Linked DNA regions of Homo sapiens: all the other regions are linked to region 2. Evidence: chromatin loops called from intact Hi-C (ENCODE). Cell type or tissue: IMR-90. All regions are shown on one strand. Links, peaks and the distances in the headings refer to the core of each region. The heading gives the core; the rest is flanking DNA. Region 1 has its middle 46 kb from the start of VANGL1. Region 2 overlaps NGF (nerve growth factor). Region 3 has its middle 66 kb from the start of LINC01765.

Region 1 (11,003 bases), core at 2,668-7,667, 270 kb before region 2:
TAAAGTTGTTTCAATAGCATTGTTCAGGTCTTTCTTTCTTTCTTTCTTCCTTTTTTTTTTTTTTCCTTGAGACAGAGTTTCACTCTTGTTGTCCAGGCTAGAGTGCAATGACAGGTTCTCAGCTCACTGCAACCACCACCTCCCAGGTTCAAGTGATCCTCCTCCCTCAGCCTCCCGAGTAGCTGGGATTACAGGCACCCGCCACCACACCTAGCTAATTTTTGTATTTTTAGTAGAGACAGGGTTTCACCATGTTGACCAGGCTGGTCTCGAACTCCTGACCTCAGGTAATCCGCCCCCCTCAACCTCCCAAAGTGTTGGGATTACAGGCATGAGCCACTGCTCCCAGCTTCTTCAGGTTTTCTGTACCATTGCTGATTTTCTATTTGTTTTATCATTACTGAGAGGTTAATGTTGAAATCTGCAACTGTAATTGTGGGTTTGTTGATTTATCTTTTCACTTCTGTCAGTTTTTGCCTCCTATATTTTGAAGATCTGTTATTAGGTGCATACACATTTAAGATTGTTATATATTTTTGGTGAATTAATAACCTGTTAATCATTATGTGATCACCCTCTTCATCCCTGGTATTATTCTTTGTTCTGAAGTTTACTTTGTCTGACATTAATATAGCCACTTTCATTAGTGTTTGCATGATATATTTCTTCTATCCCTTGACCTTTAATCTGTCTATGCTTTTATATTTAAAGTGATTTTCTTGTAGACAACATTAATTGGGTCTTGCTTTTTTTTTGAGACAAGGTCTTACTCTGTCACCCAGGCTCAAGTGCGGTGGCATGATCTCAGCTCACTGTAGCCTCTGCTTCCCAAGCTTAAGCAATCCTCCCATCTCAGCCTCCTGAGTACCTGGGACTACAGGTGTGCACCATCATCCTCTGCTAATTTTTAAATTTTTCAAAGAAACAAGGTCTCACTATGTGGCTGAGGCTGGTCTCAAACTCCTGGGCTCAAATGATCCTCTCACCTTGGCCTCCCAAAATGCTGGGATTACAGGCATGAGCCACTGCACTAGGCCTGGATCTTGATTTTAAAATTTAATCTGGAAAATTTTGATCTTTAAGTAGATATATTTAGGCCAGGCATGGTGGGTTATGCCTGTAATCCCAGCACTTTGGGAGGCCAAAATGAGAGAATGGCTTGAGGCTAGGAGTTTGAGACCAGTCTGGTCAACATAGCGAGACCTCATCTCTATTTTAAAACAAACAAACAAACAAACAAACAAACAAACAAATAGAAGTATTTAGACTATGTATATGTAATGTAATATTTTATCTGACTTATTTTTTATTATTTTAAATTTATCCCTAATGATTTGTTTTTGTCTCCTTTTATAGTCTACATAGAGTTAATATTTTACTACTTTAAGTAAAATGTAGAAGTCTTACAACCATATAAATCCCTTAACTCCCATTAAAAAATAATTTTCATATATATCTCATCCATGTATATTGGAAACCCAACCAATGTTATAATTTTTGCTTTAAACATTCATACTTATGTTAAAGAAATTAAGAGAAGAAAAGTAATCTATTGTATTTACCCATATTTTACTTTTTTCTTAGTTCTTCATTCCTAAAGTTCCAAAGTTTGCTCTGGTGTCATTAGTCTTTAGACCAAATAACTTCTTCTAGCATTTACTTTAGAGCAGGTTGACTTATGACAAATTCTTAGTTTTCCTTTACCTGATAATGACTATATTTTGCTATCATTTCTCAAAGATATTTTCCTCAATATAGAATTCTGGATTGTCATTTCAAAAAATCACTTTAAAGATGTGCCTTCTGGTCTCCAAGGTTTTTTGATGAAAACTCCATAGTCATTTGAATCATTCTTCTATATATAATGTGGTGTTTTCAAGATTTTTTCCTTTATCTTTGGTTTTCAGCAGCTTGTGATGTGTATAGATATAGTTTTCTTAGAGTTTATCCAGTTTAAGCTTTGTCTTTCATCAAATTTGTGAAGTTTTTGCCACACACATACACACACACATATACTCTACCCTCCCCTATCTTGTTTTCCTCTCTTTCTGCGACTCGCCACTCTGTTAGAACTTCCATGTCATTGGCTCACAGGTACTTGGGGCTCCATTCACTTTATAATATCTTTTCTTCTCTGTTTTTTCTTTTCTTTTTTGTTTTTGAGATGGGGTCTCCCTCTGTGACCCAGGCTGGAGTGCAGTAGCACAATCACAGCTTGCTGCAGCCTTGACCTCCTGGGATCAATCAAACCTCAGGCCTCAGACCCTGATTAACTGGGATTGCAGGCATGTGCCACCACAACCAGCTAATTTTTCTATTTTTTTGTAGAGAAAGGGTCTCAATTTGTTCCCTAGGCTGGTCTCAAACTTTAGTGATTAAGCAGTCCTCCTGCCTCAGCCTCCCAAAATGCTGGGATTACAGGCATGAGCCACAGTACCTGGCCTCTCTCTTTTCTTAAGATTGGATAATTTGTTTACTCATTCTTTCTTCTGACATCTCATTTTCCTATTACACCCATCCAGTGAATTTTTCTATTTTGGATATTGCTTTTGTTAATTCTAAAACAGTAGAACTGAGTAGTTGTGACTGAAGCCATATGGTTTGCAAAGCCTAAAATATTTACCATGTGCCTTTTTATAGGAAAACGTTGCCAATTCCTGCTCTAGGAGATGGGAAACTATTGAGGTGTTTTAAACAGTGAACCAACAAATATATCCCTTTGGCTAGTGTATCAAGCATGGATTTAAGAAGGGGCAAGAGAGAATCAGTAAAACCAGTTAGGAGGCAATCGAAATATCTATGAAATAATGGAGAAAGGCCTGAACTCAAATAGTAGGCGGGATAGAGAGGAGAAGACAGAGTTCTGTGAGGCAAAATCAGCATAAATCACTGAATAGCTATGGGGAAGTAAGGAAGAAGACAGACTCAAGGATAATTCCCTGCTTTCTAGTTTGGTGACTGGGAATATGATGGTTCCTAAAACAGCTAAATGAAAGCAAAAAAGTTATGATTGTTAATTTTATGTGTCAACCTGACTGCACCATGGGTTGCCCAGACAATTGGTCAAACATTACTGTCAGTACCAAAATCTGCATTTGTCAGAGTTCTGTGGGAGATTGTTTCTTTGTTTATTTATTATAGGAAATTAGCTCATGCAATTATGAAGACTGACAAATTCTAAGATCTGCAGTGAGCAAGCTGGAACTCAGGAGAGCTGATGGTGTAGTTCTAGTCCAAAGGCTGGCAGGCTTGAGACCCAGGAAGAGCCAATGTTTGAGTTAGAGTTTGAAGGTAGAAAACAAAAAAACAAAAACAGTGTTTCAGTACAAAAGCAGTCAGGCAGGAAGAAGTGGGGCAGTGGGTGCACGCTCATGGAACTCAATGGTCTCACCATGTTTTCTACCATCCTTAATCAGCTGGCTTGATAGAACAGTGGAATGGCCTTTTGAAGATTCAGTTGCAGTGCCAGCTAGGTGGCAATACCTTTCAGGGTTAGGGCAAGGTTTTCCACAAAGCTATATATGCTCTGAATCAGCATCTAGTACATGGTGCTCTTTTTCTCATAGCCAGGATTTATAGGTTCAGGAATCAAGGGATGAAAATGGGAGTGACACTACTCAGTACTACCCTTAATGACCCACTAGCAAAATGTTTGCTTCCTGTTCCTATGGCCTTATGCTCAGGTGGCTAAGAGATGTTTGTTCCAAAGGGAGGAATGCTTCACCAAGAGACACAACAATGGTTCTATTGAACTGGAAGTTAAGAATGACACTCAGACACGTTGCGCTCCTCCAAGTCAACAGCCCAAGAAGGAAGTTACAGTGTCAGCTGGGATGATCAATCTGGACACCAAGGGGAAATTGGACTACTGCTCCACAGTGAAGGTAAAGAGGAGTATTCTGGAATATAGTAGATCCCTTAGGATATCTCTTAGTATTATCATGCTCTGTGATGAAGGTCAATGGAAAAGCAAAACAACGCAATTCAGACAAGATTATTAATGGCTCAAACCCTTCAGACAAAAGGTTTATATCACCCCACCAGGTAAAGAACCACAAACAGCTGAGGTGCTTGCTGAAGATAAGGGAAATATGTAATGGGTAGTGGAAGAAGGTAACAAGATATGTATACGTGTGCATATGCGTGTGTGTGTGTGTGTGTGTGTGTGTGTGTGTGTTGAATATCTTTGTTTTCCTCCTCTTTTCCCCTTATCATGTAACATAAGATGTATTAACTTTATGTCATAGTATTTAAGTATTGCTAATTTTATATGATAGTATTTAAGTTTTGGTATGTCACAGAGAAGAGTGAACATAGCTCAAAGACATTGCTTCTTCCTCTGTGGAAGGGTTTATTGTGTTTTCTGTTGTACAAAGGACAGTTGTATCAGTGTAGGTGAAATTATGACCATGTTACCATCTTTGTTTGGAGATTAGCATGGTTCAAGTACATGCATATGCATGCCAAGTTGAGAAGGAGTAGACTTGTGCTGGTTAATTTTTTGTGTCAGCTTGACTTGGCCATGGGGTCAAGTTGGTCAAACATTATCTCTGGGACTGTCTGTGAAGGTGTTTTTGGAAGAGATTAACATTTGAATCAGTAGACTGAATAAAGCAAATTGCGCTCCCTAATTGTGAGTGGCCTTCATCCAATGAGTTGAAGGCCTGATTAGTACAAAATGTCTGCCCCTCCTTTAAGAGGGAAATCCTCCTGCCTGACTGCCTTGAGCCAGGACACAAACTTTCCCTGCCTTTATATTTGCACTGAAATATCAGTTCTTCTTGGGTCTCAAGCCTTCTGGCTTTTGGATGAGAACTCAACCATCAGCTCTCCTGGGTCTCCATCTTGTTGACTGCAGATCCTGGGACCCCTCAGCCTCCATCATTACATGAGCCCATTCTTTCTAATAAATCTCTTTCCAAATATATGTACATCCTGTTTGTCTGGAGAACCCTGACTAATACAAGGGTTATTTGGCGGTTTGGGATGATGTAAAGAGATTAAAAATTCAGAGCTGGCCATGATAATTCTGTGCGTCTGTTCTGGAGACAGAAAGCAACCAGTCAAAAAATAGCAGCTGAAACTCAAGAGACTTTGCCTAAAGATACAGATTTAGGAGTGTTCAGTACAGTTCTCAAAACTCAGTGAGTGCACATAATGATCTGTGCAAAGCAGACACTTAAGAGGCATGGTCCTTCAAGAGACTGGTTCTCAAAATGTAGTCCAGAGACTTGCCTTACAAATTCCTGAGATACTAGTTAGGAAAACACATTATTAGATTCCTCCCCAGACAAACTAAGTTAAAACCTCAGGGTCTGGAGCCCAGGAATTTTTGTGGGGGATCTCACCATGTCACCCAGGGTGGTCTTGAACTCCTGGGTTCAAACGATCCTCCTGTTTCGGCCTCCCAAAGTACTGAGATTACAGCCATGAGTCACTGCGCCCGGCCAGGAGTCCTCATTTTTGACAAGCATCCTAGGTGACCGTCACACACACCAAAGCCTGAGGAAGTGTGCACTGCAAGAAGGCAAACTGCTTTCCTGAGAGAGCTGTCTGACAGGGTGCAGGAGGGCCTCGATCACTAGGTGGCGCCAGACGCACATTTACAGTAATTTTCCAGTGCTGTGGCTTCCTCAGCCAGCATAGAAAAGGAAGCCTCATGGGGCTCCTGGGATTTCTGCCAGCACCTCCTCAAGGGGAGTGAAATACAGAGCTAGCAGGCTGACTAAACTGTAGTCACTGGCACTATCAGTCACCCCCACAATGGTCTGCCTGGAAGAGGCTCCAGTTATTGGCAGAGCGTAAATAAGGAGAATTCTCTGCAAAGCCACCCATTTTGAGCCACAGTGATCCAGCAGGCAGTCTTGGGAAGTAATGGTGTGGATTTCCCAAGACCGAGTCAGGGGCAGAGCTGTAAGAGGCCAGGGGTCCCCCCACATCCCAGACCACCACCGTTCCCAGTCAGGGTATCTTCAGAGAGGACAGAAGCAATCCCTTCTTCTGTCCTAGGAGACCTGATGGTGCTGCAATGGTGCCTAACACTGGCTCTGCCTGCCGCCTGTCTCCAGGCTCAAACAGTCTCCCAGCCTCTCACAGAACTAGAAGCTGACCCTTCCTCCACCCGCTGCTTTCCCCCTTGGCCCCCAGCGCCTCACACTTGAGCTGTTTCCACAGCAACGACTTGCATGCACCTCCGAGTCTCCATGACCTCCTACCAATCTGCACATATCCATGCTGGAGCTTCAAGCACTACTGTTGAGAAGTCGCACCCCTTGCCTGGCATTGAGGACCTGCATCTTCTGGCCCTTTGGTATCAGACTATTGGAGCTCCTTAGGCAGAGAAGTGCTGATGGAGGGGGACTGGGGAGTGAAGAGGAAGACCTGGGGGCCACTGGGCCTCTGGACAAGCACAAAGGCTTCTACTGGATTCTCTGGACCAGAGATAGCCACAGGGTCTGAGAGGAAGCAAGTCAGCTCTGTGCCTGGTTAGACTGGCGAGCCCACCCAGCTGCCCCCAACCCATCCGCCTAACACAAAGCCCAAGGGGCATCACTTCTGCTTTTCTCGACACAGAGATTCTCTAGGCCCTGAGACAATCCTTATGGTTATTCTGGCTACCCTCTCTTTCCTCAGGTCCCTATGCCTCAGTCTTGCTCTTCCCATATTCAGGGCCCCAGAAAGCAACCCATAGTCCAGGTAGGGACAGCAGCACTCCTGGGGCCCAGGGCAGGGTGTGGGAATCCATCCTGCAATAACGGGACTTGGTTGCGTTCCCAGAGTCAAGGAAACGACCACTTACAAACTAACAGGAGACAGGCCTGGAGTGGTTCCAAGGCTGGGGAAGGCTGTGGAAGGAAGGACTGGGGTCCTTGAGTCCTCACACCCAGATCCAGGGGCACCCACCTTGTATTGCTACAGCCAGTTCCCTTCTTCTCACATTCACAGCCTGCTCTCCTCAGACATACCACATGTTCCCTCATGTCCATCGCCACCTGGAGGGCCACATCAGACAGCCAGGTGTGCAGGCGCAGGGCTAGGAGGGCCCGAGTCTCCCCTGCCCAGAAAGCCTGAAATGTGAGCCCTATACTTTCTCCCAATGTGATTATACAGTTATACATTTTTTGTCAAAAACATTAATTAATAATTTATAAATTGCCCTTTTTATGATCCCGTTATAGCTTTTATCCATTTCTTTAAAATGTAGCAGAAGCTTCAACAGACAGAAGAGAACTGGGCCATTCTCAAATCGTGAAAGGCCCTGCTGTAGAGGATCCCAAAGAATCCAACATGGAGCAGGTGCTTGGGTAGAAGAGTCTTAGCTTGTAGCTCCTCCTCTCCCCTCCCCTCCTCTCCTCGCTAAGGAAACCTTTTGGGTTAAGAGAAACCCACACAATAAATTCTGGTCTGGCCTGGACTTGGAGCAGCCCAGCTTTCCCTTCACTTTCTCTAGGTGGGTGGGCCAGCTCTTCTCTGACACACAAGGAGGCTGTGGTCCACCCAAGAGGGGCCAGGTCTCACAGCCCAGCTTTCCTGGGCTCAGCAGCAGCTGCCCCGCCAAAATCCACACACAGAAAGCACTGGGGTCACTGCAGAGCCTTCTCCAGGAATAAACTCCTAGGCTGGGCTCAGTCACCTGGGGCACCCAGGTCCTCAGGGTCCCCAAAACACATACACCTAGCTGGGGAAAAATCACAAATCATGGGCCCTGACTTCTGGAGGTAAAAGCTTGGCAAGTAGAAGCAGTCACTGGGGATTCAAAATGTGTCAAAGGGCAGCAACCAGGTCAGGCAGCTCTTTCACTTACTAACATCATAGGCCCTGGGGATCCCAGGGAGGAAGTGATGATAATAATATAATAGCTACCATTTACTTTGTGCCAGTAACAGAGCTAAATGTTTTACAGACATTATCTACTTAAATCCTAACAACCAAACTAGAATTTGGATACTGTTTTTCTCACTCCATAGATAAGGAAAATTGAGGGCTAAGAGAGATTAGGTAAACTTGCTGGCTCACCCCAGAGAAAGGGATGGAGGATTCCAGCCCAGATCTGCCTCCCAAGCTTGTAGCACTAGGGTTTCATAACCTTATTTTTGGGAGAAGTGGGACAATCTCTCTGCCAGCAAGCAGATCGTGAGTGGGTCAATGCTACGAGGCTAAGAGGTGTAGCATTGTCAAGAGCCTAAACTTGACCTACCTTATTCCTGGTTTGAAAATCTGATCCCTCTTGAAATCTCAATTCAAATGCTATCTCTTCTCTTAGCACAAGCCATCTCTTCATTAATTCATTCATCTATCACTTAGCCATTCATTCATTACTTGGTCATTCATTCAGTCATCCTATTTTCAGCTCCTGTGTTGTGTCATGTGCTGCTCTTTGCCTTCAGCCTCTCAAGATAACTAAAAACATGCAAGTGCATTGAGAATCTCAGAGGGAGAGGTCTTCTGGATAGAGAAGGAATGAGGGAAGGCTTCCCCGAGGAGGCATTTGAGCTGGGTCTGGAAGGATGTTTTGGTTTGGTGTGGAAATCCTTCTGATGGAGAGGTTTAAGTAGAGATTTTAGGCAGAGGAAACAGCATACTACTGTTGCAGAACTTTCTCCTTAGTTCAGCTAAAACTGGGCTCTTGTCACATGACCAGGAAAGATTAGGCTTGCGAACACAACAGAAGGGTGAGGAAAATGGAATTTATAGGGCAAAAAGGAAAAAGAAAAAATAACTCTCAGCAAAGTGACAGAGTTCTGCTAGCACGTTTCCCGTCTCATAGATTGAGTCCTTGGTCACCACACAGGAACAGGAAAGGCCAGGCTCCTCCCCACTGCAAATGGCACAAATTTCCTGAGGTTGCACCCCATCCTCCTACTGCACAGGTGGGCATTATTCAGAAAGAATAAACTGGGAAAGGGCGAGCTTCATCCAGAACTGGCAGTCTGGTTTTTCAGCCTTCAGGCTATTTTAGGCTTGAAGGCGGGGTTTGCTGGGGAGTGCAGGGAACCCTTGGCTGCCTCCTGTCTCTATCATTACCCCTTCTAAAGAAGCACCTTTAACTGCTGTTAGAATAAGGATAAGGATAAGCATGAAGATTGATCTTAACTCCTTCCTGCTGACAGGGGGTGCTGTTTTGGGAAAACAGCAGTCAGATCTCCCTCAGAGGCCTATCTAAGGGTCCCTGGCAGAAGAGGCCATCATCCAAGGCTCTGGTTGCATGACTGTTTGGAGTTTGATGGCCTGAAGGTGAGAAGAGACAAACTGGGTTATTAGAAGACATGTATCAAAATGAAACAAAAGGGGTGCTGGTTAAGGAGAGCTAAAAAATTCCAGGGCCTTTTACCAGTTTGTACAGGGATGGGAAGGGGGCAAAAACTTGACTGGAAAAAAAATTTACCTTTTTTCTGGCATGTCAGGTTTCTGGGTTCCCTTCCCCTAGCCCAATTCTAACCAGTTTAAGGTTTGGGAAATTAACTTTTCCTACTTTGGAGGATGCATCCAAAGGAGTGTCCCATAGTATGGAGACACAGTTACTTATCAGTGAAGAGAGGGAAGAGGAGAAAGGAAAAAAGAAGAATTTTTTTTTCAAAGGAGTCCCAGGGGTTCAGGATGCATTCAAAAGGGGTACAGACTGAAGATGAACGGCTATTCATCTAGAAGAATGGGGAGCAAGGCATCCCTGGCTCCCTTCTCTTCCTAATGAATACCTGGGGTACATGAGGGAGGGAAAATGAGGCATTCCTCTTTCTTTTCACCATCCTTTTATCACCAAGTCCCAGTGACCGTGACAGGGTGCTGCCCATGGGTGTCAAAGTGGCTTTCACCCATGTTAACAGAGGGGCCTAAGGGGTGGGAGTATCTGCTCTTACCCACGTACACTGAATCTCTCCTGTTGTCAGTAGCCTTTGAATTCCCTAGATTTCATTTATGCAATGGACACTAGTGTGACCTTTATCCATGAAATGGGAAGCTTGGCTTAATTGGCAGGAATCAGTCACACTTACCTGTACTCTGCCTTTTAACCTCCATTATTGTCTGCCTCTGGATCCCTCAGATCCAATTTTCATTTCTAGGGCTTTGACCAAAAGCTTGGAATTGAGTTCAGTACAAAAATGTGTCTTGTGGTGGGGAGATGGGAGGGTTGTATGGACTCCTTATCATATGCTGAATGCTAAGGTGAAGCTGTGGAATTGTGTCCTCCTCCAACAAGAAAGAGAAAAGGATGTTTTGTGACATGCCCAGATAACTGGTGGCTGTAGTTATGCTTGCTAAGATTTGGGTGCATGGGGCCTGACTTTGGTCAGCACCCTTGGTCTTACTTTCCCAAAAAGGAAACCTCCGGGTGATGGGCACCCTATTTATTCACATCATCTGGCAGGATTAGCAGGATGATTACTCAGAACTAGAATATTGATCCAGATTTTTATATCATCCATCCCTTTTGTTCTTTCTGAGCTGCAGCCAGAAATTGCTAGTTGGTTCACAGGAAGAAGCAGAGTTAGTCTAAAGTGTAGGCCAAAACTTAAAAAACAGCTAATGAGTCTAGAATCTAATGACAAATGTATGATAAGTTTTGAAATATAATTTCTTTCTCTCCAGTCCTCATTTTTGTTACAAAAACAAATCATGATAGGACTGACTTCTTTGCAAAATAGAAGTTAGTCTTACACTTGGCCTGATTATTTGTATAAAGTGCAGCAATAATAATTATTTCTACATAAGGATTTTAGATTGGCTTTGATGAAACTCTGTTCCACAAGGAATCTCAGATAAGACCTTTTAAAGCCAAGCCCAGCCATTGGTTTTTTTTCCTTGAGTACCTGTGAGTTGGGTAATCCTCTTTTCTTAAGGTCCCAAGATAAACTTGGAGCTCCTGGGCCTGTCAAAAAGTGATATTCTTTACTTACCACAGATCAGGAACCCTGTACAGGGACTGCATAGACAAGGGTATGAGGTCAGTTTTCCCAGGGAGCTTTTATTGGTGCTGCAAGTTGAACTTGACTCCTTAAAGGGAA
Region 2 (11,003 bases), core at 3,039-8,038:
TGGCCCCTGCCAGCCCTTCTTATCCTGTGTTTACAGTTTCCTCCTGAATGTCTGAAACTTTCTCCCTCTGCAGAGTCACAGAAGAAAGAAGAAAGGCTGTATCAAACCTGATGGGTCTCTTTTGTTGAATAAGTCATACGTCAACCTGAGCAACCCAAATGTCAATTCATGATGGGCAGTGTTTCCAGAGGGTCAGAGGAGACAGGCGGGTCTGGGGGCTGAGACTGGCCTAGCTGGAATTGACTCACACAGAAAGTGAACATTCCTCTTGTTGAAGGGGGATAGGGTTAATGCCACATGTTGCCAAACTCCTACCCCACTCTTTCCCCAACATCTTTATGCAGGTGAAGGGAAAAAGGAAGCACCAAAAATGGGAAGCCAAGATCACTGGGGCATGAGAACACTAATTTGACAGAAGTATAGGAGCACCTCAGAGGATTTTAGAACCAGCTGCTGGCACCACTGCATTTCCAACAGCAGCCCAGGCCCACCAGAGAAATGAACTGGGCCCACTCAGGGCAGTCATCCCGGTATTGGTGACTCTTTCCCTACTTTTAACCTGTACCAAGGAATGAGGTTCTTGCCTTCTCCTATTGCCCACCCCACAACTCTCCTGCCCCAAGGGCCAGTGGGAGCAAGGAATGAGGCTTCACACTCTCATTCTCTTTCAGGGAGAAATCTGTGCCTTGGACAAGAAGGGGGCCCTGGTTGCCGACATCAGCAGGGAGAGTAGGGTAGGGCAGGGCAGGGCTGGAGCCCGAGGGAAGTTTCTCATCATTACCGAGAATAAACTGATGAAAAAAATCACACAACTTTACTTTTTAAAGAGTGCTGAGCACTCCTGCTGCTCATTGATGGAGTGCTTTACTGCAGTACCCTGCATCAGAGCAGCAGGGAAACTACACAGAGATTCAGCCACTGCTCTTCTCTACTGGGCATGGAGTAGGGCCAAGGCCCAGATCCCCAAGCAGATGTCAGTGCCAGACCTGGGAGCAGAGGCCCAGCCATTTACCTTTTCCAAGTAAGAACTTTCACTGACTTCAGAGTCTAGAGCAAGCCTTAAGAGACCTTTGCTGGCAGCAAATTCTCTGATCTCAGGAAGCAGTGGAAGGTTTGCTGACGGCTTGCATAAAATCTCTGGATATCTGTGTGCAAACAACCCATGCTCCCAGAAAACACCTTTCTGTGACACAGAAAGAGTTCCTGTGTGTTTCTTTCACTAGCTGATCTCACAAACCATCAGCTCTCAGGCTTAGCCAGTTCTGAGAAATCACTTCTGTGGTGGACCATTTTGAGAAAACAGTGTACACTGGCATTGGGTAAATAAATGAGGATGAAAGACCCTTCCCCAATCCATTCCCATGAGACATCGCTTGATAACAGTGGGAAAATAGTTAAGATCCTAACTCCAAATAGCAGTAAGGCCAGGATGATCCTGAGGCTGATATGTGAATGGAGAAACTGAGGCTTTGGGGTCCTCGGTCTTTTATTAGGCTGTGCAGAAGCATAGAAACGTCACTATTTGAGCCGAGGAGAATAAACCTTCAGCCACAAAGTTTAGTGAAGACCAGAAGAATGAAAACATGCAATGGAGAAGACTTTCTGGTGGTTCGTGATGTTTTCATTGCTCCTCTCTGGGCTACTTTACATGCTTTTGAGGCCTCAGACTAGGACACAGTAGGAATCAGATTAAAATGTTAGGATGATCCCTTGATATTCTTCTCCTATATTTTGGGTAAACTTCCTGTTACAGTTTCCTCACTTGTGAGAAAGGAAGGGAAGTAGCTTTGTGACCTTGAGCAAGTCGCTAAGCTTCTCAGGCCTCACTTTCCCAACTCATTAGGCAAGTATATTGGATTTATATTGTTTCTGAATGGAGCTGTCAGCATTTTGGGACAATTCTTGGTTAAGTGTGACCAATCTGCACAGTGCAGATAGTTTAGTATTCCTGCCTCACCTCCTAAATGTCAGAAGTCATAGTGACAACCTCAAATGCCCCTCATAAAGGGCTAAGTGTATTCAAAGATAATGCTGCTCCCAGTTGAGAAGTCTTTTGGAAATTACCAATAAGGGCCCTATTGTTGGGGTTTCTGTGGTTAATCATCAAACTGGGGCTCCAGAAGTCAATTCCTGGGCTTCATCCTCCAAGAGCCAGCAAATCAGACTCTAGGCCACCATCGGCAGGGACCTCAGTGCTGTAGTCCCACCAAGTGTCATCCTTTGCCTTTTGTGAGTGAAGTGGACTACAAATGACCCATGGGAAAAGAAAATCAGAAAGAGTAAGGTGAAGGGACAGGTGCTATTAGAGCATGGCAGCTTCCTACTCTGCCATATGTTATTAAAAACACAGGCAGACTGCATGCCTGTGGAGTCTGCAGCACTGGGAGGAAATCCTTCCCTCCTTTGCTAAGTGGATCACACTCTGGCATCAGGAGGTTCCTTCCCTGAAGCAGAAGCCCCCAACACTGACCGCACTTAATACAACATGAGTGCACATTGACATCGAATTAATACAACTGTGCCCAAGCTGTGAAAATAAATGAGAATTGATAACGTGACATTTCCTTGAAAAAAAGTAGGCTAGCAACACTACACTCGAGGGATGGTGCTTGTGGCACTGGGTTTATTCTCAAGTAGAATAGCTCATTATTCTCACCTCTGCTTCAAGGTCTCATTGGGGGACAGAAAATAGAACTATTTGTTTATTTATAGTACCTAGGGTTAAAATGAATAATGTCTTCAGAGGGTAGGAGGGTATTATAGGAACACATGCTTTCTACTCATGCCCAACTCATTACAAGTAGGAGTGAAAAGGAACTGCAGAGCTTGGCGCTGATTTCAAATGAGGGAAAAAAAAGAAAGAAAAGAAAAGAAAGAGAGAGAGAAGAGAGAAAGAAAGAAAAAGAGAAAGAAAGAAAGAAAAGAAAGGAAGGAATGAAGAAAGAGAGAGAGGGGGGAGGGAGGAAGGAAGAAAGAAAGAAAGAAGGAAAGAAAGAAAAGAAAGAAAGAAAGAAAGAAAGAAAGAAAGAAAGAAAGAAAGAAAGAAAGAAAGAAAGAGAAAGAAAGAAAGTCTTAAGGAGCTCCCTCCCCAAATGAGGTTGATCTGATGATGAAATCTGTCAGGTGGAACTAGCAACAATGCTTTTGAATTGCCTAAGACTGTAGCCAACGCATTCACGTGCGGGAAGTCTTTTTTTTTTTTTTTTTTTTTTTAGTAGTACTATTAGTCAGAGTCAGACAGTCAGGATTTCCCTGAAAATCCACCACTGGGCTAAGCAGATTGAGATGTTTTGGCACTTTTGGCACCGCCTGTGGTGGCTTCTGCAGGTGGAGAGCCCTGCGAATGAAAGAAGCTGGCTATGAAATCAGTGGGAATGAACCACCCAAGTTTCACACAGAAGCCCTTCCACATTGGGCAATTTCAATCCACTACTACAGGAACAGTTTCCCAATAACCACGAAGTATTTGTTGTCAGTACAGATGGGCTGATTTTCCCATTTCCTTTGGCTGCTCCTTCAGTAGTCAGAGTTGGTGGTATAGGTCACCTCCCCTCTGTGTGCAGTTGCTAAGTGAGCCCAGGGAGGATGGTCTCAAGAGCTCAGCCCTTGCCCAGGTTAGGGGGTGGGGGAGACTGTCCTGACTTCAGTTCTTCATCATTACAGATGGATTACAACCCTCATTAGTAATGGAGTGACTTGCATGTCTCACTTGCTCAGTCTAGTGAAATGCCAACCCATTTTTGGATCTGAGCAGACCTGGCTGAGAGGTCAACGATTGAGGTACTGCCTCATCACTATGGATATGTATTGAACCCCCATTGTGTATGAGTGATGCCAAGTGGGACAGGCTCCCTTTGGATTATGGAGAACACTTTCAGAAAAAGAAGTCACACTGTTTCTAGCTGCCTGAGAGGTGCTGGACTAGATAAGCAGGGGGAAGGACGGGGTACTCCAGGAAAGTGGAGACATAGGAGGGCCTCTCCTGTCCCTAAGTTTTCTCATCTGTAAGACAAAGATATTAGTAGTAGCTATGCTGTCATCTGGCTGTTGTGCACATTAAGTGGGAAGGCATAGGCAAAACAGCAGCACAGGCCTGGCATGAGGGGGGCACCAACGAACATGAGCTTCCTCCCCTCACGTTCTCCCTTGGAAGGGCTGATCTGAGGGGAGCCCCCACTTCATAGTTGTTTTTTTTTAATTTCAGGTAGGATAACATCTTTTTTGTATGTTTTTAATGTATCTGTGCATATATAGCTTTTCTGTTTTGGGAGGAGAAATCTTTTTGGTTGCATTGAAGACTTCTCTAGGAATTTACTCACTGATATTTTGACCTTCTGTAGTTAACATTCTCATTTTGATAGAATTTTAACCAAACATTTCATCTTGCGATTTATCTTCGCCTTGTAATGTCTGGGTAAGAGAAGACTCACGGAGGTTCTCCTGTAATTTTCTTTCAGAGGCAAACTTCTCCTCAGACTCTTATTTCAGAAATGTTATGCAATGCTCTCTAAATAAGGCATTTCTTGAGAATGACCATGTTTGCTTGCAGCTTTAAGAATGTTTTGCTTCCTTACTCCACGTAACAACTCCTCTGTGTCTTTAGGATTTTAAATGTCTTAGGAATTCTTCAAGTTTACAAGAAAAGAAAGAGAAAGTGAATTTTGCTATGGCAGTGGGGCATTTCTGCTCTCCCAGACCAAGAGCCAAGGGTTAAGCAGCTGTTGCTGAATTACATAGAACCTGTGGTTAAAGGGGAAGATTGTCCTCGCCCCACAGGGGAGGGGGCCCACCATGTATGAGGCTACTGGATAGATTTTCTTCTCTCAATTAGCATCCTTATTAATATGCTACCTGGGACACTGGGCACTCTGGGGACTCAAAATAAATATAAATCATGATCCTGCCCCAAGGAGCTTGCTCAGGAGTCATAACTAAAAGGCTTAGTGGCTCATGAGAGAATATAAATGAGCTGAGGCCAGAGATTGCTGGGGCTGTGAAAAACTAGAGAGGCTATGCCTCATTGTTAAGGGACAGGCCAACCATTGCTGTAAAGGATTATAGGTCCAATACAGATCTCTTCAAGAACTTTTCAAGAAAAGCCAAAACTTTGAGACTGAAAAGCCAAAACTCTGAAATTTCTTCACTTTCCACACATGGGTACAGACCAAACAAAATTTGTCTGCAGGCTTTTTAATCTTCTTATGTGAATTAACACATGGAGCAATTGCAAGCAGTATCAAAACTGGAACTAGTGGAAGTACTAATTCTGTGAATATATGACCTCCAAGAGGGACAGGTCTGGATGTCAAGAAGGCTTTCAGGGAGGCTCCTCGGAGGGCAGTGAGGGGCTGTCCCATAGGCAGGTAGGATTTTACAGGAGTCCTGGCACACAGATAGAACTGGATTTAGGTCCAAGTTCACTTCTCATTAGCTCTGTGAGCACATTACTTAACCCCTGTAAGCCTCAGTTTCTTCATCTGTAAAAGGGAATCATGATGCCAACTGATTTTTGAGGGCAATTGTGAAGGGGAAAGGAGAGAGTGCTGGAAAGTTCTTACCTCAGAGTCTGGAATATAGCCAATGCCCAGTAAGCTGAGGCCCCTTCCCGATGTGGACCCCCTCATTGACATTGCAGACAATTGCTTTTCAAGGATTTTGAATTGCTTTTTCTGCCCCAGGAAAAGCACAGGAGGTCTGGGTTATTTTTCTCCTCTGCTGCCCTCTTCTTGCTTCTCCCCGAGGCCTGTGGCTGCTTGCCCAGTTGCCCTTTGTCAGAATCCCACCCTTTAAAAGCCTGACCTGGGCCACAGCAGAAATCACAACCCTACTCAGTAAGGAGAAGTACTCCAGGAGGCTGTATAGACACGCACGGCAAATATTTAAGGAATTCTTAGGAATAAAAAAAATTCGTAAATCTGGATTTTTGCATGAGGCCATCACAGGAACATGTTTTCTCAATTAGCGTGCACATTGCTTGGAGTGAAGTCACCGAGTCCACAGCCCATCAGGGCTGACTCGAGCTGAGCCACCTGATCAGACTTCACTTTCCATGACCTAAATGTGATTCAACCAACCTGCCACTGCCCCTAGCTGCTGAAACAAAATCATCCCTGAAATCCCAAACCAGGGTGGAGATGTACATGCTCCTCTGAAAAGCAATCTAATTTCAGATCCTGGTTGTATTCACCCCAAATTGAGAAAGACAGCACTACTCTGGAGGGTGGATTGATAGAGTCACCACAACACCTTGCATGTTTCTTTTCTTTTACCATTTATTGTTAGATGGCGACTGTGTGTAGCCTTTCAGAACAGATGACTTCTTTAGGTTCTGAAAACAGAGAAAATAGTTTCTTTTGCTAAAGCATACATCAATTGCCTAAAATATTAGCAGTCAGTGCCTGAGATGAGTGATTATATATTCTGGATGGTTTCCTGGACTGACTCTTTTCCAAGCAAATGGCTTTGTCAGATATTTGTAATTTCTGAAATATTTTATTAATGATGTCCTCTTGCCAGAGGGATGGTCCAGAGTACACAATTAGCTGCATGCCTCAGAAGCGAGATGCTGCCCAGCATCCACTAAGATCAAGCAGGAGTTCAAGGACACTTCTAATCAACTGCCATAGAGCAGAGAACAGAAAATGTTTTTACAAGTTGAAGGCCGGGTGTGTGGCCCATGCCTGTAATCCCAGCACTTAGGGGGCTGAGGCGGGAGGATCACTTGAGGACAGGAGTTTAAGGCCATCCTGAGCAACAAAGTGAGACCCCATCTGTACAAAAATAAAAATAAAAAAATTAGCCAGGCATGGTGACATACACCTGTAAGTCCTAGCTACTAAGCAGATTAAGGTGGGAGAATCACTTGAGCCCAGAAGGTTGAGGCTGCAGTGAGCCATGATCATGCCACTGCACTCTAGCCTGGGCAAGATAAGTGAGACCCTGCCTCCAAAAAAAAAAAAAAAAAAAAAGAAAGAAAGAAAAAAGAAAACAAAATACAGGTTGTGAAATCAACTTAGTGTGCAACTCTCATTAGGGAAAAAAATGAAAGAGCATAGAGTAACATTTTCAAAAATTAATATGCATTGGATATAGCAAGGGAAAATTTTTATGAAACTTTTGTTTTAGTTGTACTGTATGTATGTACATATACATATATATGCAAACTGGCTCATGATGGAAAATGCATTTTTTTTACTATAAGTCATAGTCAAAAAAAGTGTGAAAGCCACTGGCATAGACAACAGCATGATTTCGAACAGCGGATGGCTCTGAAGCCAGGCAAGCTTGGGGTTAAGTCCCAACTCTGTGATTTGCAGTTGTGTGATCTTGGGTAACTTTTGTTCTCTAAGCAACAATGTCCTCATCTGTAAGGTGAGACTAGTTTCTCTCTTGTATAGCTGTTGTGTAGATTAAGTGACAAAGTGTATGAAGTACATCTGTGAAGTACATACATAGATGTATGAAGTACATACTATGAAGTTCTGTGCCTGCCACCAAGGACACCCTCAGTAAGTGAGAGCTGCTGTCATCATCTGCCTTCCCCTTGCCCATTCCTCCTCCTTCTCTTCTTCCTCTCCTTCTCTTCTTCTTCCTCCTCCTCTTCTTTTCCCTTCTCCCTTCCTCTTTCTACTTCCTTCTCCTCTTCTTTTCCTCTTCTACCTCTTCCTCTTCCCTCTTTCTTATCTTCATTGTAACTACTCAACCTCATCAGAACTATTGACAATGTTTTTATCCCTAAGGTTTGCTTTTTCTCTGGCAAACACAGCAAAGAAGCAACAATAATCGTATCCTGTCTTTGGCCCCACCTTCTGCACTGTCTTTCTCCCATTTCATGCTTGCAAAGCCATCTTTCTTTGATTCTCTTCCCCAAGCATGACCATAACAGTAATTGTCCAAGGGGCACAAGACATCCTCCTCCCTGTCACTGGGCACTGACATTGGGTAGCATGGCCTTTCATGGCCTTGCCACTGGGGTAAACGCTTTGGTCCTAGTGTGGGTTCAGTGACTTTGGCAGGAGCTTCTGATCCCACAAAATCATATCCTTCCCCTTCAGTATATTTTTATAAGAACAACAGGGCTAAGATACCATTAAAATGTTGATATTGTCAAAATTCTAAAGAAGTTTCTGCCCAGAGCAGAGAGTCTAACATTTTCTCCTGAGCGAGGCTCCAGGCTGCCACAATGCAGAGGGTTTCAATTTCTCCCCTGGTATAAACAGTTTAAAGGCTCTTAATGTGAATGCTGGAGCTGACACCTTCAGGTAAACCCTGATCCTAACTCCAGCCCTCAACCCAATGGGCAATCTATCACTGACCTCAGACCTTTGGTTCCCAGTGGAGGGCACATGAAAGAGTGACCCACACCAAGATTCTACCTTAGGGCCACAAAGGTGACATGTCCCAATTTTCTTGAGAGCCTGGCTAATGTAGCCTCTGAGGACAGATCAGTGATGACAAACTGCCTACCTCTTAGTTCTCATGGAAGCTTAGCCTGCCCCCATTCTGTATTCACCCTTGTTCCCCCAGGGCTCATTCCAACTCTCTCCCTAGTAAAATGCCCTCCCACTGGGCCCCATTTTCACCGCTAGTACTCAGAGAGGATTATTAGTGACATCTCCTCTCAAATGCTGAATTCCTGTCCAGACCAAAGATTTAATGCTGCTTTTTAGGCAGCTAAGATATCTCTATTTGAGGTTGCAAGGTAGTGGGACAGAAGGCGAGAAAAGAGACCTGCTTCTAGGGATAATGTTCATCTTTTTAAGTGTATCCTCTTCTCTCCACCGCTTATTCCACTATTGCCTGTAAAATTAATGTCGCCAAGCCAGTTGTCCATTTCAAATAATATTTATAGCAGAAGAGAGACATTTGTCACATCATGCCCTGCCCCCACCTCCCAAGCAGGTGAATGATATTGAGCCAAGCACCAGGGAGCTGGAGTGGACTGCAAACAAGCCAGCAGAGAGATGTTTAAATTCATTGCTGTTGCACCTGTTTTTAAAGGAAAAAGCAAAGGCTGACTTACTTTTTTTGTGCTGAAAAGGTGGCGGGGAGAGTGTATTTCCACCCTTTCTGAAAATTGCAATGACAAATGGAATCAATTGCCCCTGAAATGACACACCACTAAGAATGTTTCTTACGCATGAAACGAATTACCTTTCCTTTCACCTGTGTTCAAGAGTGTTGTGTTTGTGTTTTCACAGGGAAAGTGTGAACACTAGAAATGTTTTCATTTTCTGTTTTGAAGAGGTCAGACTCCAAAGCTTGACTTCAGATTTCATGCCCATGTGTCAGCATCTCTGTGTCTTGGAAATGAAAGAAAATATTTTGGGGGTGGGGTTTTCAAGTGCTGTTTTTGAACTTTTCCAAAAAAGAGCAGGAGATGTCAGAAAGCAGAGAGCTTCATAAAGCAACACAAATATGTTTCAAAGGTTCTTTTTAAAGCATCTTTATGATTAAGCCAAAAAATAATAATTTTAAGTTGACATGGTGCACAAAATGTTCATCTTCCAGTCATTTTGACTTCTTAAACGACTATGAACCTATTACAGAATTCTGACCGGCAATACTGGTGTTTAGAAAAGTTTGTTTGTATCTTCTTTCTTTTATGGTTTGGGAAAGTTATTATGTAAGAAATAAAAACTAATGGCTAAGTCAGGGATAGATTATTTCAGCTCAGTAATACCTAGATTTAGGAGATGAGGAATTTATTCCTGATTCAGAATCTTACTAGTGGTATAATTTAGGCAAATTACAGAACCTCTCTGAGCCTCTGTTTCTTAATCTGGAAAATGAGAATAATGCTACTTCCCCTGCATATCTATTAGGGCTGTTGCACTGGATATGGTTGATGGATGGGGAAACATCTTGGTTGTAGACACAGAAGGTAAGATGGGAAAACCTGGACCAGGAGTGTGAAACTCCAGGTGCTCGTGCTGGTTCTGGCCTTAGTTGCATGAGGGATCTTGACAGTCACTTGCCCTGGTATTGAGCAGTTCTGGCTCCTCCTGGTCCATTCCAAACGCAGTAGCAGATGTAGATGCACTCACATAAACTTGAGCAGAGATGAGGTATTCCTGCCATGGTCAGAATGGAGGTCTGTGCCAGGCATTGAGCGGAACCTTGTGAGGCAGAGGCCAAGAACACCACAGAAAAAGCATGAATGTGGAAACAGGCTTTCCAAGGTTCCAGTCCCAGGAGTCGTGCTTAAAGTGCATGTGATGGAAAGCGAGTTGCTATAGTGCCCTCATTTTCAGTTTCTTCGGCTATAAAGTGGTATCAGTACCACTTATTTCTTAAAGATTAACCAAGGTGGCTTTTGCTCAATCGTTTGGTTGTCTAAAACTTGGATATAGTACCTTATAGTAGTTCAGTACCATTGCCACCACCATTGAACACAAACGAATGCCTGAGGAGCTCCCCAACTACTCAGTCTAAGGCAGATGTAACAACAGTGCCAGGACACCTCAGGAATACACATGTCCCTGTCTCTTCTCCTAATGTCCCTTCTCCCTCATTAGTCCTCCTCCCTGGCCTCGTTTGCTGGCTTCTCCTTATTCTCTGAACCTCTAAATATGGTGTGCCCTAGAGCTCAGCTTTCCTTTCTAGATCGCCCTCTTCCTGGATGATCTCATCCTCCCCAGGCATGAGCTACGATCTACGACTTCCGGATGTTCATTTCCAGCCTGGATCTCTCCCCTGGGCCCCAGACTCTTATATTCTACTGGCATGTCTACTTGGATGTCTAAAGGACATCTCAAATTTAGAATTTTTTTTAACCCCCAAGCTACTTTTCTCCTAGTCTTCTCTACTTTAGATAATGACATAATTATTCCCACAGAGTAATCTAGAAACCATACTTGATTCTGCCTTCCCTCTCACCTTTTATATCCAATTCACCAGCAAGTTTGTTGGCTTCACCCTCAAAATGTAGTCAGAATCCAATCACTTCTTATAGTCCACTGCTCCCTCTTTAATCTGGGCCAGGGTCACCTCTCATCTAGACC
Region 3 (11,003 bases), core at 2,318-7,317, 170 kb after region 2:
TGAGATAATTAGTGTTGTTTTAAGCCACCAAATTGTAGGATAATTCATTATACAGCAATAGGTAGCTAATACAGAATGATTATTTTTTGTAAGAGAAGTCTGCACATGATTCTAGGCTCACATTTATTGTGCTTAAGAATTACCTTGGAACCTGAAACCTATAATCCAAATCTTTGAATCTGGATAAAGGAACAAGATCCAAAGAATTTTATTTAGCCACTGGGGATAGAGCACTAGCTGTACAGCACTCTTTTGGAAGAGACTAAAGATACTGCATTTTGAAATACCTTAGATAATTCCGTTGCACATGGGGGAGGAAAGTTTGAATGCAGTGAAAAGAAAATACCAAGATATGCAATTCAGAGATGTGGGTCTTGATGTCCAAGAGAAAGAAGGGGCAAGAATCCAGGAACCATGGGGAAGTTGGCCTTAAAGTTTTGGCTTTTTTCTCTGAAACAGGAGGAAAGACTTTTTTAAAGGGTGAAAATACATCAAAACTTTGAAATAGAAGGAAAAGCCTCAGTGTTCTCCAAAAGAAAGACTGAGGCTATCTACAAAGCCTGAGGAAGTGGAGGTATTTGTTCAAGGTTTAAAGAGACAGGAAAAAATAGACTCCTAGAGAAGGCTTAGTGAGCCACTGATAAACTTCAAAATAAAAGTAAATGTATTGAGATTGCCTGAGGATGACTGATGGGCACAATTTGAAAGAAATGAAGAAACTCACTCTACCCACCCTCCTTATTCCACTGGGAATGGAAGAAGGAAAATCTCTGTGGAAGAAGATTGCAAGAACAGTATCCAGGGAAAAGGCAAGTCTGTTGTGGTAAGGAAGCAGAAAAAGGGCTTTAGGGAAAGGTTAAGGGGAATATGTCGTTAATAGAACTGGGGCTCCATGGGCTCAGGTGAAGCATCCCATTGAGGAGCAGCAAGGGTGGGAGTGGGCCTGAACTGGATAGAAAGAGAGGGAAGCAGGACTCACTCACAGGGGAGTAGAAAGCAGTTTTTAATGATTAAGGGATAAAGGAGGCTGAAAGTTGGAGATGCGCTAGAGATTCTTGTTTGTTATGGGAGGACAGAGCAAATACCAATTAAGTTCATTGAATTAACCTGCCCCTAAAATCTAAGTTAAATAAGTTAAATATTGATCCATTATCCACATCAACATCTCCAGGTCCTCTAAGATGATGTGCAAGACAAGGGCTGGCAGCAGAAGTCTCTTATAAGTCTCCCTTTGAGAGGTGGTCCTACAGTGAAGTTCAGGTCTCAGGAAAACAGTGGTACACATCCATACTCAAGGTGTTGAAAGGCCTGTATTTCTTTAAAATTTCTCTTCATCTTGTGTAGCAATTTGCCTTGTGTCTAACTTGGCATGGAGGAAAGATGATCCATTGGCTAGGGGTTAGAGGGCCTGAGAGTCCTAGTCCTAGCTCCACTCCTGATACACTAGATGACCTTAAAAAGCCATTAACTTTCCTGATACCATTTGTAAAGTGAGGGGCCTGAACCAGATGTTCCCTTAAGTCCCTTCCAGCACCAACATACTAAAAGCCTGAAAACACAAAACACTAAACCACGTCTAGGGATCATCTGGTCTAGTTCTTGGAAATTTAGTTTTTAAAAAAAAAAAAAAAAAAAAAAAAAAAAAAAAAAAAAGGAGAGAATTCCAGCTCCTATCTGTAACCTTCTGGAGACTTACTACCCATTGATAGAATTCCCTGTGGGAAATGTTTTGAAATAGTGGATAGTCTATAAAACGAAATTCTGGGGATTAATCTGCAATGAGGGCTGAAAATTTTCTGAGTGATTTTTCCCAAATGTATGAGAAATCTTTATCTAATTGAATGTGGAGCGTATTCTTTTCTGAAGCATCTTGTTTGCATTCTCAAAGCAGGGTTTGGTAGGAAAAAGAGCTTAGGCCAGATATTTTGCCACTTACTCATCAAGTTATTAGGGAAGATGCGCTGACAGCAACTAGTGAGTCACGTCGAGGTCATGTCATGTCTAAGTTTCAAACTATCTCCAAGTATTGCCACACACACATTCGCATATACCTCACCACCAGCACCATGAAACAGATTGTGAAAGAACTTCAGCCGCATCCATGAAGTGAAAGTGGGACTTTCTCCTGACCTCCACATCCCTGAGGAATCCGCTCTCACCACTGCGTACTTCTCTGATGGGAATCCTTGAGGTCATTTGGTCCCATCTTATACCTCGTAAACTCAGTATAACCTAACAGAAATGTCTCAACCTGTATCCCCAAACTTTACGTGAAAGAGACAGGGTAAAAAAAGACATGGAAACTTCCTTTGATTTCCAAATGCAGGAATTTTTATTACCCTGGAAAGGCACTTGGGGACTCTGAGTATTTTTATTTTTTCACAATGGCATTACCAGTAAAAATAAGAACACCTCCTACAGTGGTGCACTGTATATTTTCAATATTTTATATTTTTTAATCATTCAACATATATTGACAACTATGGTAGGTGGTAAGAGGGTATTCGGCGTCTATAAATTATCTATAATATAATGAAATAAATTATATAATTATGGTATATAAAAGGAGGATGTAATTAATTCTGCCTCGGGGTAGGGAAGTTGAGGAAGGTGAGTCTTAAATGATGAGTAAGAGTTGGAAGATGAGTAAGAACTAGCCAGAGGGTGAATGAGATTTGAAGGGCATTCAAGACTAAAGGGACAGGAAAATAAAAGGCAGATATGTGAGAGTTTATGAGGCATACTGGAGACCTACTAGCAGTCTATATGTGGCTAAAGCATAGTGTTCAATGCTAAAGGGGAGAGAATGGAGAGGTGGACGGGTAGATTTGGGCCTGCTTGTAAAGGCCTTAACCAACATACTGAGGACTACAGCTTTCATTCTTTAGGCAACAGGGAGGCAAAGATGACTGTGATCATGATCCAGTCTGTATTTTAGGAAGGTAATTCTGCTAGCAATGAAGAGAATGGATAAAGAGGGAGAGAAAGAAGGCAGAAAGAGGTCAAGATCTATTGCAATGGCTCAGGAGAAAAATGGCATATGTAAAAAAGATCATATTTTGCCATCATTATTTGTTTTTGTCTCCTTCTTTACCCCTCACACAGAGTTAAGTTTCTTGCACCCAAGTATCATGTCCTGTTCACCTTTGTATCCTAGCACAGAGCAGATTGCCTGTGCTACATAGTATAGGCATGCAATAAACACCATTCATAGGTGAATGCACAAAATGAGACATAAAAAGGGTAGTAGCAGTAGGGATATAAAGAAAGGGTAGATTCAAGAAATATTTTCTGAATTAGATTCTAAAGAATTTGGTCTAAGTAAAAGGGAAAATTCCAAAGTTCTGTATTGGGCAACTAAAATACAAGCATGGATCTTCAAAAACAGTTTTAATTTTCTTGGTTATTTTTTCGTTGAAAATAAAGTTTTCAACACTTTTTTCTTGCATTTAAAAATGCAAGAGTGGGAGCAGGTAAAGAAAGAAAGATAACAAGTTGAGTTAGGAAGATGTTGATTTTGAGGTGTCCATGAGCCAGGGTCCTAAAGTCCAGTGGGCAGCTGGAACTCTAAGTCAGGAGCTGCTAGGAGTTCACTGGCTGATTTTCACTTACGACCATTCATCGAGGCAGTTGAACCAAATTGTCCAGAATCCAGTTTTTTGTTGTTGTTGTTGTTAACATGGGCTGAAAAGTTTATTTCCAAAGAAAAAAGTAAACAAGAAAATTAAAACTGTTTTTAAAGATTCCTGCTTCATCACTGCTGAAACCAAAACAAAGACAAGAGAAGGAGCCAGGGATCAACCTCTGTATCTGAAGATGTCATAGTGAATTTCTCAGATCTTCAGACTCTCAATGGAAAGGTTCCCATGAGCACCATTAGTTGTCCAAGCATTAGTAAGCTGACTTACTTCAGAATGTAAAATATTCTAACAGGAAATTCTAACAGGAAACTCCAACATTCTTCCCTTTGTTTTCTTCCCATGCATTGCCACTGAGACCTCTCAGGCAGAGATGCTTTGTTGAAGGCATGCAACATGATGGGAGCCTGAGGCCATATGGTACCTGGAAAGAACACTGGAGAAAATTAAAAGAACTGGTTTTATTCCTGTCTCAACTATTAATTGGCCATGGTGACCTTGGACAAGTCACTTTACCCTTCTGAATCACAGCTTCCTCATCTGTAATATGAGATCAGTTTAGGTTTCTCTCTCTCTCTCTTTCTGTGTGTGTGTATGTGTGTGTGTGTGTGTGTGAGTGTGTTCTTAAACACTTAGCACTGACCTAGATTTTTCCTTATGTGTTTATCATCAACTCCTCCCAAGGCCACTAGAGTTTTGCAGGTCTGGTTCACACTACCTCAGGGACTCTAGATGGAACCAGATGACCATCCATTGAAAGAAGCAGTATATGCCAAGGCATCTCTCCTTTATATGTTTTTTCTTGGTGGGTCAAATGACTCACCATTTAATAATCTAAAAATGTCTACTTTCTACTATATCTACGGATACAAATTTTAGTGCCTGGAAATGGGGTGCTAGCACAACAAAAATCTAAAATGTAGGATTGGCATTTGAACCAGACAGTGAGCAGAAGATGGAATGGCTATACGGACTTTAAGGAAAACATTAATGAAATCCTAAATTGCCTCGAACACGCGGTTAGTAAAATTAGACTTTAAAGAGGTTGTTTGTGAGGTCTTAAAAAAAAAAAAAAAAGGAAAATCTTGGAAATTTGAAGACAGGAGCTCCTTGTTATGCCATGGCAGAAAGTTTAGCAGCACTGTCTCCTGCAGTAATGTGAAAGGTAGAAAATTTAGCTAAGATTTCCAGCCAGAGTGTTGAGGGTGCCATCTGGTTTCTTGTGGCTGCTTATATTAATATGTGAAAGGAGAGAGAGAAGCTAAGGAAAGCACTATTAAACCAAAAGAAGATGGGATCTGGCTGGTTGTGAAGATTCAAAGGCTCTCCAGATGGCAGACAATACTAAAATTAAGAAATTGCTCCCAAGCAAAGGTCAAATCCAGGACACCCTCTAGAAACAATGTTCTAAAGATGAAGCCAAGGGTGTAACTATAAAATCCTTTTTTAGAAGCTTTTTTAAGTTAAAAGGTGGTTTTTCAGAATATGTTAACTCAGACAAAATACCTGCTAAAGACTTTAAATTTTGCTTCACAGCACCTATATATAAAATAATAAGGGTTCTAAAAAGCTTAAGTTCCTCACCCTTCTCAAAAGAAGATTTACGTGGAGAGGATTTATCTCAAAGATATCTGTAGGTGTAAATTTGTCTAATGAAGCAAACCCCAGTGAGATTCACAGGAGGACCACAGAGATTTTGAGAGACTTATATCACCGGGTATACTCATGACACAGATTGAAAGTGACAGAGATGGTATAAAATGAAAAGAAACTTTTGAATCCTCCAACTTCCATAAGCGAGAAATAGGCTGAAAATAAAATCAGTCAGCTGCAAATACATTACACCTTTCATGAATAATGAAAGGAAGGATGATTCAAAAGGGAACCAAGAATCTAGAGAACAATACCAAGAACTATAGAGTAATTTTCAGGCAGAAGTAGGATTGAGTTCTAATAGAACTTACAACATTTATCTGGATTTCAGAACTGATATGAACCAGTGATTCTTTTGTGCCTCAGTTTCTCCCTTTTTAAACAGGAGTGTCTATGTTGGCTGTCCTCTACCTATGGCACCATTGTATGTTGGGTGTGCAGGGGACAGATAACTTGTTTCCTAAGTTCATTGGTCTACAAACTGAGAAGAACTGTACTCATGGAGTTGTGCTGAGGGAACTATGTCTGAGGACCTGGACCTGATTTAGAAGACGAAATTCTGAACTCTGAGCTGATTTTGTAACGGGATAAATTTTTTTTGGGTCTGGGGATGGGACGAGTACATTTTGCATGTGGGAGAGATATGAGTTATTGGGGGCTGGAGAACAGACTATGGTAGCTGGACTCCAGGATATTCCAGGATGGTTCCCACTTCCAGGCATTCACATCCTTTTGTGGCCCTCTTCCATATTGTACCAAAGTTTGTCTGGCTAAGTATAGGGTAGGTATGATAGCATATCATTTCTGAGATTAGGTTATGCAACTTCTGCCTTGGGTACTCTATCTTCCTCTCTCTTTCTCAGATCATTTACTCCAGGGAAGTCCAGCTGCCATGTCACGTGTAGTCTTATGCAGATGACTACATGATAAGGAACTACAGCCTCCTGCCAACAGCCATGTGAGTGACCTTGAAAGAATATTCTGTAGCCCCTGTTGAATCTGTGATTCAACTGCAGCCTTGGCCAACAGTTGACTGCCACTCATGAGAGAGTTTGAGCCAGCTAAGTCATTCCTGGATTTCTGACCCACAGAAACTGTGAGATTATAAATAGTTGTATTTTTTTAAGCTGCTAAGTTTTGAGGTAATTTGTTACACAGCAGTAGATAACAAATTAATAAATAAGCTCAAAATATTTTTAAAATATGTTGTATTTTTAGTTCTAGCAAAACAAATGGAAAATGAAATCATAAGTATTATTGATAATGGCATCAAAAACATAACACATTCAAAGATAAATTTGAAGCCACATGTGGAAGAGTCCCATATAAAAAACTATTGTACATTACTGAAAGAAAGTAATGAAGTTTTAAATAAATACAGAAGTATACCATGTTCATGGTTTAAAAGACTCAATATTTTGTCAGTTTCCTTAGATTGACCTGTATATTTAACACAATCTCAATGAAAATCCTCAAAGACATTTTTTTTTTAGAAATTGACAAGCTGATTCTAAAATCTATATGGAAACATTAATAATCAAAACAATCTTCGAAAAAACAAACTCTGAGAACTTACTCTACATGACTTCAAGACTTATTATAAACCCACTGTGATTAAGACAGTGTTGTAGCATAAAGATAAACAGATAGTCAACTAGATCAATAGAATAAGCAGAGTCCAAAAATAGACCCATGTTATATGGTCAATTAATATTTTACCAATGTGCCAAAACAGATGAATGAGGAAAGGGAAATCTTTTTAACAAATGGTGCTAGAAAGATCGCCTACTATAGCTGAAAAAAAGAACCTCAACCCATACATAAAATGGATTATAGATGGATTACATAACTAAATGCAAAAGCTAAAACTATAAAGCTTTTGGAAGACAACATAGGAGAAAAGCTTTGCAATCTTTGGTTAGATAACTAAAAAAAGATAGGACTCAGAAAGTAGTAATTATAAAAGACAAAACTTGATAAATTAATTATAGCAAAATTTAAAAACTTCTGCTCATCAAAAGGCACTATGAAAAAAATGAAAAGCAAGACAGACTGAAAGGAAATATTCACAACTTCTGACAAAGGACATGTTAAGAATATATTTTTGATACACTTGCAACTCAACAATAAAAATATAAACAATCCATTTTTCTTTAAATGGGCAAAAGATTTGAATATATACTTGACAAATGATGATCTGTAAATGATTAGTAAGTACATGAAAAGATACTCAAGATCATTAGCCATCAGAGAAACAAAATTAAAACCATGATAAGATATCAACACGTCCACTGGAATGACTAAAATTAAAAACAATTACAATACCAAATATTGGTGAGGATATGTAACAAATAAACTTCAAATATTGCTGGTGGGAATGTCAAATGGTATATTCACTTTGGAAATACATATGGTAGTTTCTGATAAAGTTAAATATACACCTACCTATGACCCAGCTATTCCATCTCTAGGTGTTTTCCCACAAGAAGTGAAAACATATGTCCACACAAAGACTTATACGAGAATGTTCAGTGAAGCTTTATTTCTAATAGCCAAAAACTAGAAACAATCCATATTTTCATCAATAGGAGAATGTAAAAACAAATTGTAGGACATCTATGCAACTGAACACTACTAAGCAAAATACAAGATAGAACTACTGATACATACAATAATATAGGTGAACCTCAAGATTTATGCTGAATTGAAGAAGCCAGACACAACAGAGTCCATACTGCATGATTTCACTTCTATGACATTTTGAATGGCAAAACTAATCTATAGTGAAAGAAATAAGAACATAGAACAGTGGTTACCTCTGAGGAGGGAGGGAGGAGGGATTGACTCAAAGAAAGAGAAGAAATCTTTCAGGGGTCATGAAAATTTATATATCTTACACATATCTAGTATACATAAATGTACACTATTGTCAAAATCCCATCAAACTGCATACTTAAGATCTATGCATTTTACTGTTTACAAATTAAACCTCAATTTAAAAGGGGGTGCCATTTATGAAACCATTAAAAATATTAGATACCCCGAAATTATTCTAATAAAAAATGGGCAAGCCTTTCACAGAGAAAGATATAAATCATCATTGCGATCAATTGAAGAAGACCTAAATAAATGGAATAATAATCCATGTTCGATGGCTTGGAAAAACAAATATTGTAAAGTTATCAGTCTCTGCAACTGATCTGTAAATTCGACATAGTTCCAATAAAAATTTCAGTAGAATTTTTTTTTTTTTCTGGAGACAGAGTCTTGCTCTTGTTGCCCAGGCTGGAGTGCAATGGCACAATCTTGGCTCACTGCAACCTCTGCCTCCTGAGTCCTGTCTCAGCCTCCTGAGTAACTGGGATTACAGGCACCTGCCACCAAACCCAGCTAATTTTTGTATTTTTAGTAGAGACAGGGTTTCGCCATGTTGGCCAGGCTGGTCTCGAACTCCTGACCACCTGATCCGCCCACCTCAGCCTCCCAAAGTGCTGGGATTACAGGCGTGAGCCACTGCGCCCAGCCTCAGTAGGAATTTTTTTGGTGGAACTTAACAAGCTAATTTTAAAACATGTATGGAAATACAAAAACCAAGGATAACAAAGACGCTTGACAAAGACAAACAAATGGGGAAAATTTTTCCTCAAATATCAAATGCACTATAAAACCACAAAAATTAAGAGTAGTATTTGTGCAAGCATAAACAAACAAGACAAATGGAATAAAATAGCACTTCCAAAACCCCCACATCTAGGAACACTTGATTTGTGACAAAGATGGCAGTGCAATGTACTGGAAAAAATATGATATTTTTAATAACTGGTACTGAGTTGACTGGATATCCACATGGAAAAAAATAAACTTAACTCTTATCTCACACCATATAAAGAAATCAATTCCAAGAAGAATATAACTTTAAACACGAAAAGCAAAATAAAGATTCTAAATATTAATATAATAATATTTTCATGACTGTGAGGAAGAATGTACTTCTTAAACAGGAGGAAAACAAGCATCAACCATAAAGAAAAAGATTGATAAAATCCACTAAAATCTAAAACTTAAAGTGGAAGAAAGTATTAGCAATTTATGTAACTGACTAAGGGTTTACATTCAGAATTTAAAAAATAGCCCAATAGATAAGTGCGCATGAAATTTGAACAGGCACTTTACAAACTTCTATGGTTTGAGGGTATGTCCCCCACTTAAAATTCATATATCGGAACCTAAGATGAAATGTGATAGTATTAAGAGACGGGATCTTAGAAGGTGATTAAATCATGAGGGCTCTGCCTTCATGGATGGGATTAGTACCCTCATAAAAGATTCAAGGGAACTAGTTAGACTCTTTTGCCCATCTCTCCCTTCCACCATATGAGGACACAGCAACAAGGCACCATTTTTGGAAGCAAAGAATGAGCCTTTACCAGACGTGAAATCTGCCAGTGTCTTGATCTTGGAATTTCCAGCCTCCAGAATTATGAGGAATAAATTCCTATTATTTATAAATCATTCAATCTAAGGTATTCCTGTTATAGCAGCAAGAATGAACTAAGACACAAAGGATAATACCCAAATGACTAATAAATAGGAAAAGTTGTTCAACCTCATTAGTCATTATGGAAATGTAAAATAAAACCACAATGAGATAGTAGCTCTACATTTCTACCAGCATGGCCAAAATTTAAAAGACTACAAATAATTAGCAATGACAAGCATTTGGAGAAACAGAATTTCTCATACACTGTTGCATAAATTGGTACAGCCACTTTGGAAAATACTTTGGCATTAAGTATTATAGATGAAAGTGCTCATATCCTGTAACCAAGCCACATACTCAACAGAAATGCATGCATAGGAGTATCAAGAGACATGGTCAAGAATATTCAATAGTGGCTTTATTTATAATACCTAAAACTGAAAACAACCTAAGTGCCCATCAAGAGTAAAATGTATAAAGTATGATGTATATGTACGATGGGATATTATACAACAATGAAAATGTGTAAACTACAAGTATTTTTAACAACACAAATGAGTGACTTGAAAACAGACACAAAAGAAAAAAATACTGTATGGTTCTAGTCAGATAAAGTTCAAAACCAGGCAAAACTAAACTGTAGCATTAAAAGTCAAGTAATGGTTGACACTGAGGAAAGTTCTAGTGTGAAGATAGAGGACTGGGCATGAGAGAGGTTTCTGGGGTGGTGACTGTTCTCTTTCTTCACCTTGGTGGAGGTTGTGCAGATACTTGTTTTAATTTATTGAGCACATTTAATTCTTGTGATATATATTTTTTCTATATGTGTATTATAGTTCTTTTTAAAAGTTACAAATAAATTAACTTATTAAATAGTGCCTGGCATGCCACAAGTACTCAGAATAAAGTTCCAACTGTTATTTTCTCAGCACTCCTCTCACCCCTGAGCACACAGAACAGACTTTCTTCTCCCAGAGGGCTCTCCAAGGAAAATACAAGCTATCACAGGCAAATGGGTTGACCCTCCCTCTCCCTCTCCCTCTCCCCCTTCCCCTGCCCTCCCCTCCCCCTCCCTTTCCCCCTCCCCTACCCCTCCCCCTCCATCTCCCTCTCCCTTTCCCTCCAAAGTTACAGGTAATAGAAGGGAGCCAGAAGCAGTTCTTCATTGCTACACCAGACCCAGAATAAGGGTAGACTCTTGTGATCATCCTCCCTTTCTCAAGAGCTGGAGA

What was found. Hi-C counts contacts between places; a loop is a spot of excess contacts. Peaks named below come from ENCODE experiments on the same cell type or tissue, not always from the same donor. Only the 100,000 strongest peaks of a DNase experiment are listed, where the experiment ranks them.
Region 1: a loop joins it to region 2, with 8 times the contacts of the local background. A loop is called at or near these places in 5 of 110 quality-filtered maps.
Region 3: it touches region 2 in a loop (2.9-fold over the local background); 5 of 110 quality-filtered maps call a loop at or near these places.

The regions. Positions count from the first base shown.
Region 1 is chr1:115,590,594-115,601,596 of GRCh38, reverse strand. No RefSeq gene overlaps it. Among named protein-coding and RNA genes, the nearest start is that of VANGL1, 46 kb to the left of the region's middle. RefSeq lists an enhancer at 5,435-5,729. In IMR-90, for the core only: a CTCF peak has its summit at 5,594 (motif pointing right); a DNase peak (open chromatin) is centred at 5,676.
Region 2 is chr1:115,325,710-115,336,712 of GRCh38, reverse strand. The region is part of intron 1 of NGF (nerve growth factor); the gene reads left to right. All of the region lies in intron 1 of NGF-AS1 (NGF antisense RNA 1), which reads right to left. Among named protein-coding and RNA genes, the nearest start is that of NGF, 7.0 kb to the left of the region's middle. In IMR-90, for the core only: a CTCF peak has its summit at 6,075; DNase peaks (open chromatin) are centred at 3,132, 3,442, 4,562 and 5,992; H3K27ac peaks cover 2,889 bases.
Region 3 is chr1:115,159,915-115,170,917 of GRCh38, reverse strand. No RefSeq gene overlaps it. Among named protein-coding and RNA genes, the nearest start is that of LINC01765, 66 kb to the right of the region's middle. In IMR-90, for the core only: a CTCF peak has its summit at 4,357 (motif pointing right); DNase peaks (open chromatin) are centred at 3,907 and 4,137; H3K27ac peaks cover 383 bases.